2 separate regions of the Homo sapiens genome follow, and region 2 is linked to region 1. Evidence: read pairs that join two places in POLR2A ChIA-PET (ENCODE). Cell type or tissue: OCI-LY7. All regions are shown on one strand. Links, peaks and the distances in the headings refer to the core of each region. The heading gives the core; the rest is flanking DNA. Region 1 overlaps EMB (embigin). Region 2 has its middle 12 kb from the start of PARP8.

The links. Peaks named below come from ENCODE experiments on the same cell type or tissue, not always from the same donor. Only the 100,000 strongest peaks of a DNase experiment are listed, where the experiment ranks them.
Region 2: POLR2A ChIA-PET joins it to region 1 with 7 read pairs; 12 of 35 experiments call an interaction of 5 or more read pairs at or near these places.

What each region holds. Positions count from the first base shown.
Region 1 is chr5:50,430,333-50,435,712 of GRCh38, reverse strand. All of the region lies in intron 1 of EMB (embigin), which reads left to right. Among named protein-coding and RNA genes, the nearest start is that of EMB, 8.3 kb to the left of the region's middle. In OCI-LY7, for the core only: no CTCF peak of the experiment used is centred there; no DNase peak of the experiment used is centred there; H3K4me3 peaks cover 2,395 bases; H3K27ac peaks cover 4,080 bases.
Region 2 is chr5:50,652,327-50,657,706 of GRCh38, reverse strand. No RefSeq gene overlaps it. Among named protein-coding and RNA genes, the nearest start is that of PARP8, 12 kb to the left of the region's middle. In OCI-LY7, for the core only: no CTCF peak of the experiment used is centred there; DNase peaks (open chromatin) are centred at 2,633 and 3,556; H3K4me3 peaks cover 1,176 bases; H3K27ac peaks cover 371 bases.

The DNA.
Region 1 (5,380 bases), core at 195-5,194:
GCTTACTAATATCAAGGGAAAAAGAGTAACTTTATAGTGGAGAAGCTTGGCAGACAGCACTTTGATCAAATGATCAAAGACCAAAAAAATGGTATGCCATCTGAGACGATCTGGTGAGAAGAGCACAGCATCACTTCTATGATCTTCCTGCCAAAGATGCCTACCTCAAATATAATCATATTAGAGCAGAACTGTCTTGGAATTTTAAAAAGTGTCAAGGTTATGGAAAAGTCAGAAGAGACTGTCACAGGTCCAGAGTGAAGCCACATTAGAGAGAAGTGATAGCCAACGGCAATGTGTGATTCTGAGCTGGAACCTTTTGCTACCAAGTGCGTTATAGGGACTTTTTTTTGAAACTTAGATGGGGTGTGGGGATGAGATGGTGCTTCATATATATTCATTTCTTGATTTTAATGGTTGTATTGTGATGGTATGGGGAATGTCCTTTGTAGGAAATAGACGGTAATGTTTTAGTGGGGCATGAAGCATCAGGTCAGAAACTTACTCATATGGTTCAGAGGGGAAAATGTTCTGTTCTTGAAATGTTTCTGCTACTTTGAGATTGTTTGAAAAGAAACAAAAATAATTAGTTTACCTGAGAAAGCTTCAGTTTACCGAGGTATTAAACTAAAACAGTAGTTGAGAAATCTGTTAATGTTCTTAGGTATCATTTTCCAAAGGTGTATATGCCCTCCAACAGAAACAAATCACATGTGTTGAGGCTATTTGTTCTAAAGTGTAATCTTTTCACATTAACTTTGTACAGCTGGTCTCACATATGGCACAATATAAGGTGAACGTTAGAAATTAATAACTTATGACATATATGCTGATGTAGGAGAACAAACCTCACAACACTTTGCTAAAAATAAACTCTACTCCTAATAAAAATTGCCACTATTTAAACATAGAACATCTCAAATAATGTTAGAATAGAAATTATGAATGTTACCTTTAAAGAGTTGTTATTCTTTTCTTTGAAAATAGCATTTTCCTGGCATTTTTGAAGTTATTGAGGTTATTGTACTAATGTGTCCCTAATCCCAAACCAGAAGCTTTTAATAGCCTTGCAATTATATACTTCTGAGAACCTGAAAGGGAATTTAGATACCTTGTTTCATTGATCTTGAAGCCCAAAGTGCTTTTGTAACTTAGCCAAAAGCAATGAGATAGCTAATAGCTATAACTGTTTTCCTGGTTTGCATTTCAGCGTCCCTCCAGCATGTGGTTTTTCTTCATAAAAAGTCCTCAAAATAGGCCCCTGGCAGGAGGGTGTTCTTGGGAGAGAAGGGTGGCAAAAAATGTTCACACTTTAAAAATGTCTGCACCTAAACTATGCAGAACAGGAATTTAGGGCCACAGGGCCATTGGAAGATTATTAAGAATGATCACATTGAAGAATCAGTATTGCTGATGTATCTGTTCAAAATCAAGGTTTTCAACTTTGGTACTGTTGGCATTTTCCGCTGGATAATTCTTTGTCGTGGCAAGCTGTTATCCTAAAATGTTTAGCAGTATCCCTGGCCTCTACATATGCGGTGGGTGAATTGTACACCCCAAAAAGATATGTTTAATCCCTGATCTTGGGTACCTGTGAAAGTGACCTTATTTGGGAGTAGGGTCTTTGCAGATGTAATGAACTAAAATAAGGTCATACTAAATTAGAGTAAGCCCTAAACCTAATGACTGGTCTTTATAAAAAAAGGAGAAGGAGATTTGAACAGAGACAGAGACATATACAGAGGGAGGATGATCATGTAAAGACAGAGGCAGATATTGGACTAATGCAGCTACCAACAGCCAAGGAATGCCAAGGTTGCCAGCAACTCCCAGATGCTAGGCAGAGGCAAGGAAGGATTCTTCACTCAAGAGTTCAGAGGAGGAAGGTCCTGCCAACACCTTGATTTCAGACTCCTGGCCTCCAGAACTGTGAAAGAATACACTTTTGTTGTTTTTGCCACCAAATTTGTAGTCATTTGTTATGACACCTAATTTGTGGTAATTTGTTATGAAAACTTATATAACCTACTAAATAAATGTAGTAATCTTCCCCCAATTGTGACAAGCAAAATGCTTTCAGACATTGCCAAATGTCTCCTGCGGGGCAAAACTACCCTCAGTTGAGAGCCACTGAACAAAATCCCAACTCTTATCGAATAGACTAACAATTGAAACATTTAACAAATCTACAGTCTTTAGAAAGAATAGAAATCTTAGTTATTAACTTTCGGGGTTTTATTTTTTAATAAGTTTTTATTTGGCATAAGTTACTGTTAAAGTATCTTAGTGACCCATGTAGAGGTGATTTGAAACAGAATTTTTACATTGCCCTTTGAAACGTATATTATTGCCAAAATTATATTTTTTTAAAGAGATCTATTTATTTCCATTCCTATACCATCTGGTTTTTAAAATAGTTTTACAAGACTGGTAAAAGTGTGCATTGTACTTGTCAGTAGGCCTTAAAAAAAAAACCTTGTCTGTAAAGGCTTCTTGTCCAATAGCTTCCATACTGTGCAGAAAATATCAAGAGTTCAAGAGTTCTCTGTGTGGAGTGTTATCTGTCTCTGACTTAGAAAGTCTGACTTATAAATGTTCCCATCAGGATTACTATAAGTTTTTTGTTTTTTTTTTGGAGACAGAGTCTCACTCTGTCATCCAGGCTGGAGTGCAGTGATGCGATCTCAGCTCACTGCAACCTCCGACTGCCGGGTTCAAGCAATTCTCCTGTCTCAGCCTCCCAAGTTGCTGGGACCACAGGTGCATGCCACCATGCCTGGCTAATTTTTTGTATTTTTAGTAGAGACGGGGTTTCACCATGCTGGCCAGGCTGGTCTCAAACTCCTGACCTCATGATCTGCCTGCCTCAGCCTCCCAAAGTGCTGAGATTAGAAGCGTGAGCCACCGCGCCTGGCCCTGATAACTAGAATTTTTTGACAAGCTTTTTTTTTTTTTTTTTTTTACTTGTTTTTCTTCTTTTTTGGATGAATCTCTCTGGAGTATAATTTCCAGGACTCAGAGATGCCTTATTTCCTTTTTCCTCTTTCTGCTGCATTTATGGACAGGGGATAGGGCTACTCTGCTCCTAAAACCCATAATTCTCCATGTGTTGTGTATAATCAGTATTTTACTTAGTAATTAGGTATTTTAAAGCTAAGTTTTAACCATATCATGGCTTAAGTGGCCTTTACAATTTGGCATGGGATCACATGGTTATATATAACATTGCTTCCATGAAGAAATATATTCTTATTTCCAAATCTCTATTTTATGAATAATATGTAATATTCATTCCTATCAGTGTTTCTGTAATTGGGTTGCACATTTATAATGCTGTATATCAGAATGTTAAAATTAAGTACTGCATGTTGATAGCAATCAGTATAGAGATGAGAAAGATAAAGAATAATATTTATTCTAATAGTTGCTTCTTACATTTTTTTCTTAATGAAGTTCAGACCCTTCCAAGATTTTAACATATAATAAAGGGATTTTGGGGGCTTTAGAGAGAATGTTTATTCTTAATCAGAGATGTAGTTGCATTTATTTCCTGATTTAAAAAAGCAAATCTTAAGACCCAATGCAGTTTTCTAGTGTTACTTATTTTTCTTCCCAACTTACTTCAATTAAATGAAGTCCTCAAAATGAAATATGTGAAAATGTTACCTTAATACCTTTAAGTAGAATTATAGCATGTTTATTTCACTTGAAAGTGTTAATAGAATAAATTATATGCCCTTCTAGCAACACATTTTAAAATATAATATGTGAAAAACATTTAAGTAGAGACCATTTTGCTATTTCACAGAAAATTATAACAGGTGAAAATTAAGATGTTACTCACTTCTTTGATGCAGTAGTCTTATGCCTCAACTGCCCTGCAAAGAGAGAAAAAAGTCTTTTAATCTCTTGAGCAACTATTTGATGTTACTCTTTCATGTTGATATTTTTGTCTCTACCTGTAAAAGAATGCTATATGGAAATTTTCCAGCAATGATTAAGAAAGGGTGAGTTTGATAACTTGAGAAATGCATGTTATGATCTTGGCATCATCACTCATATTTATACAACTTTTCTGATCCTCATTTTTTTTCCCTATCAGATGAGGTTTACAGTGGAGACATATTTTCAAAGCACTGAGCTGGGCATATGGCGTTTGGAAACCCTAAGTAACAGTCAGTGACAGAATTTGGATTAAGACCCCAAATTCCTTCCTCTCCATTTTATACTTCTTTTTGTGACTCAGCCTAATCCTTTTAGGGAAGTATTCAAACCACATCTGCCTGAGTCTCCTGCCAATTTCCTTTAAACCCCAATGTTAGCTGAATCAGCCTCCTGCCAGCTGTCCTCCAACTGAAAGCAATAAGGTTTACATTCTCACTTTTTTGGTTAAAAAAATCTTGCCTAAACAAAGAACTTCTTTTACTGTCCTAATACCTTCTGTAGGTTGCCCTGCTTTTCCACTTAAGGCATTTCTGTATATTGCCTCTTTAAGGGACTTTTCCCAAGGCAAAAGTCACACAGCAGTTACACGTGTTCTTTTGCACTTGGCACTTTTTCCGTGGAACCTGAAGCTTGACCAAGATTAGTGCCTTAAAGGGAATATGAAGTTAAGGTACTGGTGGTGTTTGGTTTATGGATGTCTGATTGTATTTTTAATATGTGAGCCAGCAATTGTAAATGGCCTCAACAGCTAGTATATTCTGGAAATACCCAGACTTCCCTACCTCTGGAAACTTGGTGTTTCCTTCCTTTCCTATCCTTCAACTGTCATCAGCTTAGATTCTGCCAAAGCCAAACTTAGACTCATTTTCTCTCCTTGTTCTAACACAGGTCCCTGTTGAGCCCATCCATGACAAGTCCTAGTGATCAGTAAGGGAGAATAGCCCCAGCATTGGAGCTCATCTTCCTGGAATTATCTTCACCCTTCTTCCACCTCCAGGCTCAGGCTTCATACTCTAGCTCATGTGCCAATTTGTATAAAATATACTGGCTATAGTCAGTTATATACTGACTATAACTGTAACTATATATACAGTTATATATTAATGCATAGTTATATACTATGCATTAATGGGTGCTGCTCGAAATTTTAATGACTCTCAATCTCAAATTATGGACCCAAACCCCTACTATTATGATCCACATAGCCCTTTAAGGACCAAGTTTGCCCAGCTTCATATTCTCCATCAGTACCAAGTGTGCATGAGATACTGTGTATATTCACTTACTTAAGTGGAATAGGAATAAGAATGACAGAAAGCATTTTTTCTTTAGTTTATGTCACTCTTATTGTTACTGATACTGTGAACCATAATAATAAATGATGCTGGAAATCTCAAAAAGGTTATGGGCTTGTTTCAGGGATAAAGAGTATAAT
Region 2 (5,380 bases), core at 188-5,187, 220 kb before region 1:
TTAGTAAACTCAGCGGGGGAAGGATAACTTTTTTTTCTCCATACTCTAAATATTAATCTCAGGATAAAAATGATACCATTCGCTACCCACTTTGGATCAAGGGCCTATCTTTGGGACAAGCACTGTTGCCAAGTGGATGAGGTAGTAAGATTTGCTGAGCCCAAGTCAAGTACCTATTTCTGTGTTGAGAAGCACGTGGGAAAGGTGAAGGCAATATCTCTCATTGGTCTACTGCTAGTCTGATTAAAAGTCCTTTGCTACACCAATTCACTGCATTTCCCTAGGCTGGATCTGGCATAGCCACTCATCTTTTTGAGGGTGAATCATATTTAAAAAAAAGGATGATTTTGTTCCTCACAGTTTGGATTTCTTCTAATTTTACTCTCTCAGTGCAATAATTATAGTTGCAGGCTATGCTCCATGTCGGTGCCCGTCCTCTGTTCTTAGCCCAGTTATAGCACTTACCACATTTACTGCTTGTCTGCCTTTGTAAGAGGCTAAGCAAATGTGCCTGAAGCCTGAGTAATTTGCTCTCTTCAACAGTGTTTCTCCCAGACGTAAGCTAATGTGTGAAACACAGAGAGCACCCAATACGTACTTGTTAAAAGAAAGAAAGATCAAAACCTTCCAAGGTGCAAAATAGAACACAGACAAGAGGCGTAGAACTCAGATTGAATTGGGGATGGAGGTTTGAGGGTGTCAGAGTTGCTGAGTATGGAAGGAAGAGTAGGTGTGGAGAAAGTAAAGAACATTTAGGTGTGGAGAAAGTAAAGAACATTCTAGGTAGTGGGGAGGCATAGAGACAGTGGTGCGCTGGAGCTGGCTCACATAAACTTGCAAGAACACTTGTGCACTTCTCTTCCCAACTTCACACTCAGGGATTTCACATTGGTAGGCGGATGTCAGCCATGGTGGGAGTATTTACACCACAGAAATTGGAGCCGGTACAAAGCAAGGCTTCTGTTCTGTTGCCAGAGAGCTGACCATTAAATATTTGCCATGCCACCATATAAAAGCATGAAGGCGACAGGAATATTGCTGTAAGGGTACCTGGAAATCAAATCATGAAGGGACAGTGTTAAGCACAGGCTGGGCACAGTGGCTCACCCCTGTAATCCTAGCACTTTGGGAGGCCGAGGCAAGTGGATCACCTGAGGTCAGGAGTTCGAGACAAGCCTGGCTAACATGGCGAAAACCCGTCTCTACTTAAAATACAAAAAGTAGCTGGATATGGTGGTGCGCCTGTAGTCCCAGCTACTTGGGAGGCTGAGGCAGGAGAATCACTTGAACCTAGGAGGCAGAGGTTCCAGTAAACTGAGATCGCGCCTCTGCACTCCAGCCTGAGAGACAGAGCGAGACTCTGTCTCAAAAGAAAAAAAAAATTAAGCACAGTAATCCAAATTTCTCAGCCACTGAAAGATTTTGAAAGGGAAGGCATGACATGACTTGATGAATATCTGCTGGCTAGCATTCTTCAACAATAGTTTTGCATGGCAAACTTGGCAGAAGGTGGCATAGTCACTTTATATTAAATGCTTGCAGTTCTAGGGAAGTTATTACCTGTCCTAGCAAATCAATCTTATCCTATAGTTTACCCTAGAACTACGCCAGGCCCAATCTAAGCTTGATTCCATCAGGGCCAGGTGTGGCCACAACAGCAGCACCACTTTAAATCTGTGCCAGTAGCTCATATATTTTATATAGTACAAGTCTATTTCCTCATACCACCTGGCACACCAGCCTCCGTAATGTTGACATTAGCAAGCTTCCAACAAAAAGGTTGGCAGCCCTAGCCATATTTTTTCTTTTCTGTCTAGGTTATTTTAGCTGTGGTCCTGCTTAATACCAGAGGCATGAACCAAATAGATTTTCACATTGCTTCCAAATCTATGAATATATATAGAGAAAAGTTTATTCATGAAAGAGAGAAGGGAGGAAGGAAAGAAGGAAAAAAGGAAGGAAGGAAGGGAGGGGAGGAGGGAGAGAGGGAGGGAAAGAAAAGAGAGAAAAAGAAGAAGGAAGGAGAAAGAAAGTAAAGTAAGTCCAGGGAGCGAGAGAGGGGAGGAAGGAAGGAAGGAAAAGAAAGAGAAAGACGGAAAGAAAATGAGAAAGAAAGAAAGAGAGAGAAAGGAAGGAAAGAGAAAGAAAGAAAAAAAAGAAAAAGAAAAAGGGAGAAAGAAAGAAAGTCAAGTCAGTCCAGGGAGGGAGGGAGGGAAGAAGGAAGGAGGGAGGGAAGGAGAAAGAAGAGAGAGAGAAGGCAAGAAAGAAAGAGAGAGAAAGAAAGAAAGAAAGAAAGAAAGAGAAAGAAAGAAAAGAAAAAAGAAAGAAAAGAAAGAAAGAAAAGAAAAGGAAGGGAAGGGAAGAAGGAAAGAAAAGAAGGAAGGAGAGAGAGAGAAAGAAAGAAAGTTATAATGCTTTTGAACAGGATGTGCCTCACCTGTTTGCAAAAGGAGCAGTGTTCTTCCCAGGATTGTTGAGATGGTAACTCATAAAATGGTAAAAGCAACAGCAGCACATGCAAGTTGGATGAATTAAGGAACTGCATTGGAGCACTCTTTTCAAAGTCACTTTGTTGTTTTCCATTTAGAGTTTTGCTTTTATGAAAGCCTGAAGTGTTATCAGTATACGGGCTCTTGAAAACTTCTTACTTGACATTACAGCAGTTAAAGTGCCTTCTCTTTCCCCAGTTGCTAATCTCAGTTGCCTTGAATCTGGCTCTCTTCTCTTGGGTCTTTGGCCTTTTGACTGCCCCACATGGGGAATCTGTGTTTAAAATAATTTCTCTATCTGTTTAAACTTCTTATAGATTACTAACAAAAAAAAAGTAATAGAACCAGGAATTGGAATGAATATTTCTATCCCTAGTTACTACCATGGAAAAACATTTGTAGGAAAACCTGGTGAATTTAAACCCATTAAAAATGTATTTTTCTTCTTCCTTCTTATGAAAGTGAGTGATCCATGAAAGAAACTGTCATAGGCAAATTTGTGCAAATCAAAATACTTCAAGAATTTACAAAACAGGCTGGGTGCGGTGGCTCACAGCTGTAATCCCAGCACTTTGGGAGGCCGAGGCAGGCGGATCACATGAGGTCAGGAATTCAAGACCAGCCTGGCCAACATGGTGAAACCCCATCTCTACAAAAATACAAAAATTAGCCAGGCATGGTGGCATGTGCCTGTAATCCCAGCTACTCAGGAGGCTGAGGCAGGAGAATTGCTTGAACCCAGGAGACAGAGGTTGCAGTGAGCCAAGATCACGCCACTCCACTCCAGCCTGGGCAACAAAGCAAGACTGTTTCAAAAAAAAAAAAAAAAGCATAGTAAGTGCTGTAGTTTGGATGTTTGTCCCCTCCAAACCTCATGTTGAAATTTTATCCCTAATGTTGGAGGTGGGCCCCAATGAGAGACGTTTGAGTCTTGGGGGTGGATCCCTCATGAGTAGAGTAATGTACTCTCTGGACGGAGATGGAGAGTGAGTTCTCACTCTATTAGTTCCCACAATAGCAGGTTGTTAAAAGGAACCTGGCCCCTCCCCCCTTTCTCTTTCTTGCTTCCTCTTTCACCATGTGATATCTGCACACTGCAGCTCCCCTTCACCTTCCACCATGAATGCAGCAGCACGTGAGGCTTTCACCAGAAGCAGATGCTTGGGCCATGCTTCTTGTGCAGCCTGCAGAACTATAAGCAAAAAAAACCTCTTTTATTTATAAGTTACTCAGCATCATGTATTTCTTTATAGCAACACATAACAGACTAAGACAGTAAGGAAAACTTTATTCAGGACCATTGCCATAGGTATAGGGACCATGGCAATGGCGTCTTGCATTGAAGAGAGATATTGGGCTCAACTCCAAATATGGCATGGGCAAGTGGGAATTTATAATCAAGGAGCAGTGTAGGGGTCAATGGATAGAAAATTACCAAGAGAATCAGGAGGAAGAGGGAGATTCTGGCTAAACCAACCTAATAGGATTCTTGCTGAAGATAGGCCTGGGTCATCAGACATCACCTGGGGTATGATAAAAGGATGAGAAGCCTGATCAGATATGGAGGATGATCAGATATTGGAGATGGGGGGTTCTTGCTAAACTGACTCAGAAAAGTTCTTTGTTAAAGTTGGATTTTGCAAGGAAGATAGACACCTGACTAAAGTTTGGCCAAGCAAGGAATCTTTGTTAGTACTACTTCTTGTTTAAGGAAAGTAGAGACATTCATCTTTCCTTCAAACAATATAAGTCTCTTTTCTTGTTTGATCACCTTTTATTCATTAAGGACCAGTTGAATCATCTGTTGGGACTTGGTAGCAGAGGATATTTCCTGGATAGTGTGAGCTATCAGGCCTTCAATGTGGGAAGTTTAGTTTCTATAAAAATAAAATTAAAAAAGATTAATAGTTGGAACGAATTATAAAGACAGTTTCTGAGTCCAGAGGGCAGCTGATCAGTAAAATTTCTAGATGCTGGGCTTGTAGTATCTTCAGTTGGAGTGAGAAGAGGCATTGGATTAGTTTGCAGTTTGAAAGCCATAAAGATGGGCCACACACAAGCTGTTGTGGTAATTTTTCTGAAGCTTATGTCAAGTCATCCAGTTTCAGTTTGAAGGACTTCAAGAAAAGAAAAGTTTATAATTTTAGTGATTCCAAGCCAGAATAGCAGGAAAAAAATGAAATATTAATTTGGAGTGTTGTAGCTATTGTAGTAAACTAGAAAAATCGAGGATCTATTGCAGATTGCAGGTAGATAATAAAACCTCAGGAAAAAAAAAAAAACAGGGCTAGAATCTAATATTGGGTGCACTGCAGTTTTCTCCCAAAACATAACTTTTATCTCTATATTCACTCTCATTTCTGTCAAAGATAATCAAAGTCAGATTGATTTGTTTGCTAAATAAGTTTAATCTCATTAAACTTGTACTGGTTATGTACACAAGTGCAGTAAGAGTAGTGATTGACCATTTAGGCTCTTTTAAAGGTTGCGTTTGTCAGATAAGAAATCTCAGATTAAACTTTTTGTTTTTGTTTTTTTAGACAGAGTCTCCCTCTGTCTCTCAGGCTGGAGTACAGTGGTGCGATCTTGGCTCACTGCAGCCTCCGCCTCCTGGTTTCAAGCGATTCTTCTGCTCAGCCTCCCGAGTAGCTGGGATTATAGATGCGTGCCACTACGCCTGGCTCATTTTTTGTATTTTTAGTAGAGACAGGGTTTTCACCATATTGGTCAGGCTGGTCTTGAACTCCTGACCTCCTCATCCATCTGACTTGGCCTCCCAAAGTGCTGGGATTACAGGCATGAGCCACTGTCTCCAGTCAGATTAAACTTTTAAAAGCCACTTGAGGCTGGGATATAAGCCCAAAACTTGTCATTAGTCTGCACCTGTTACA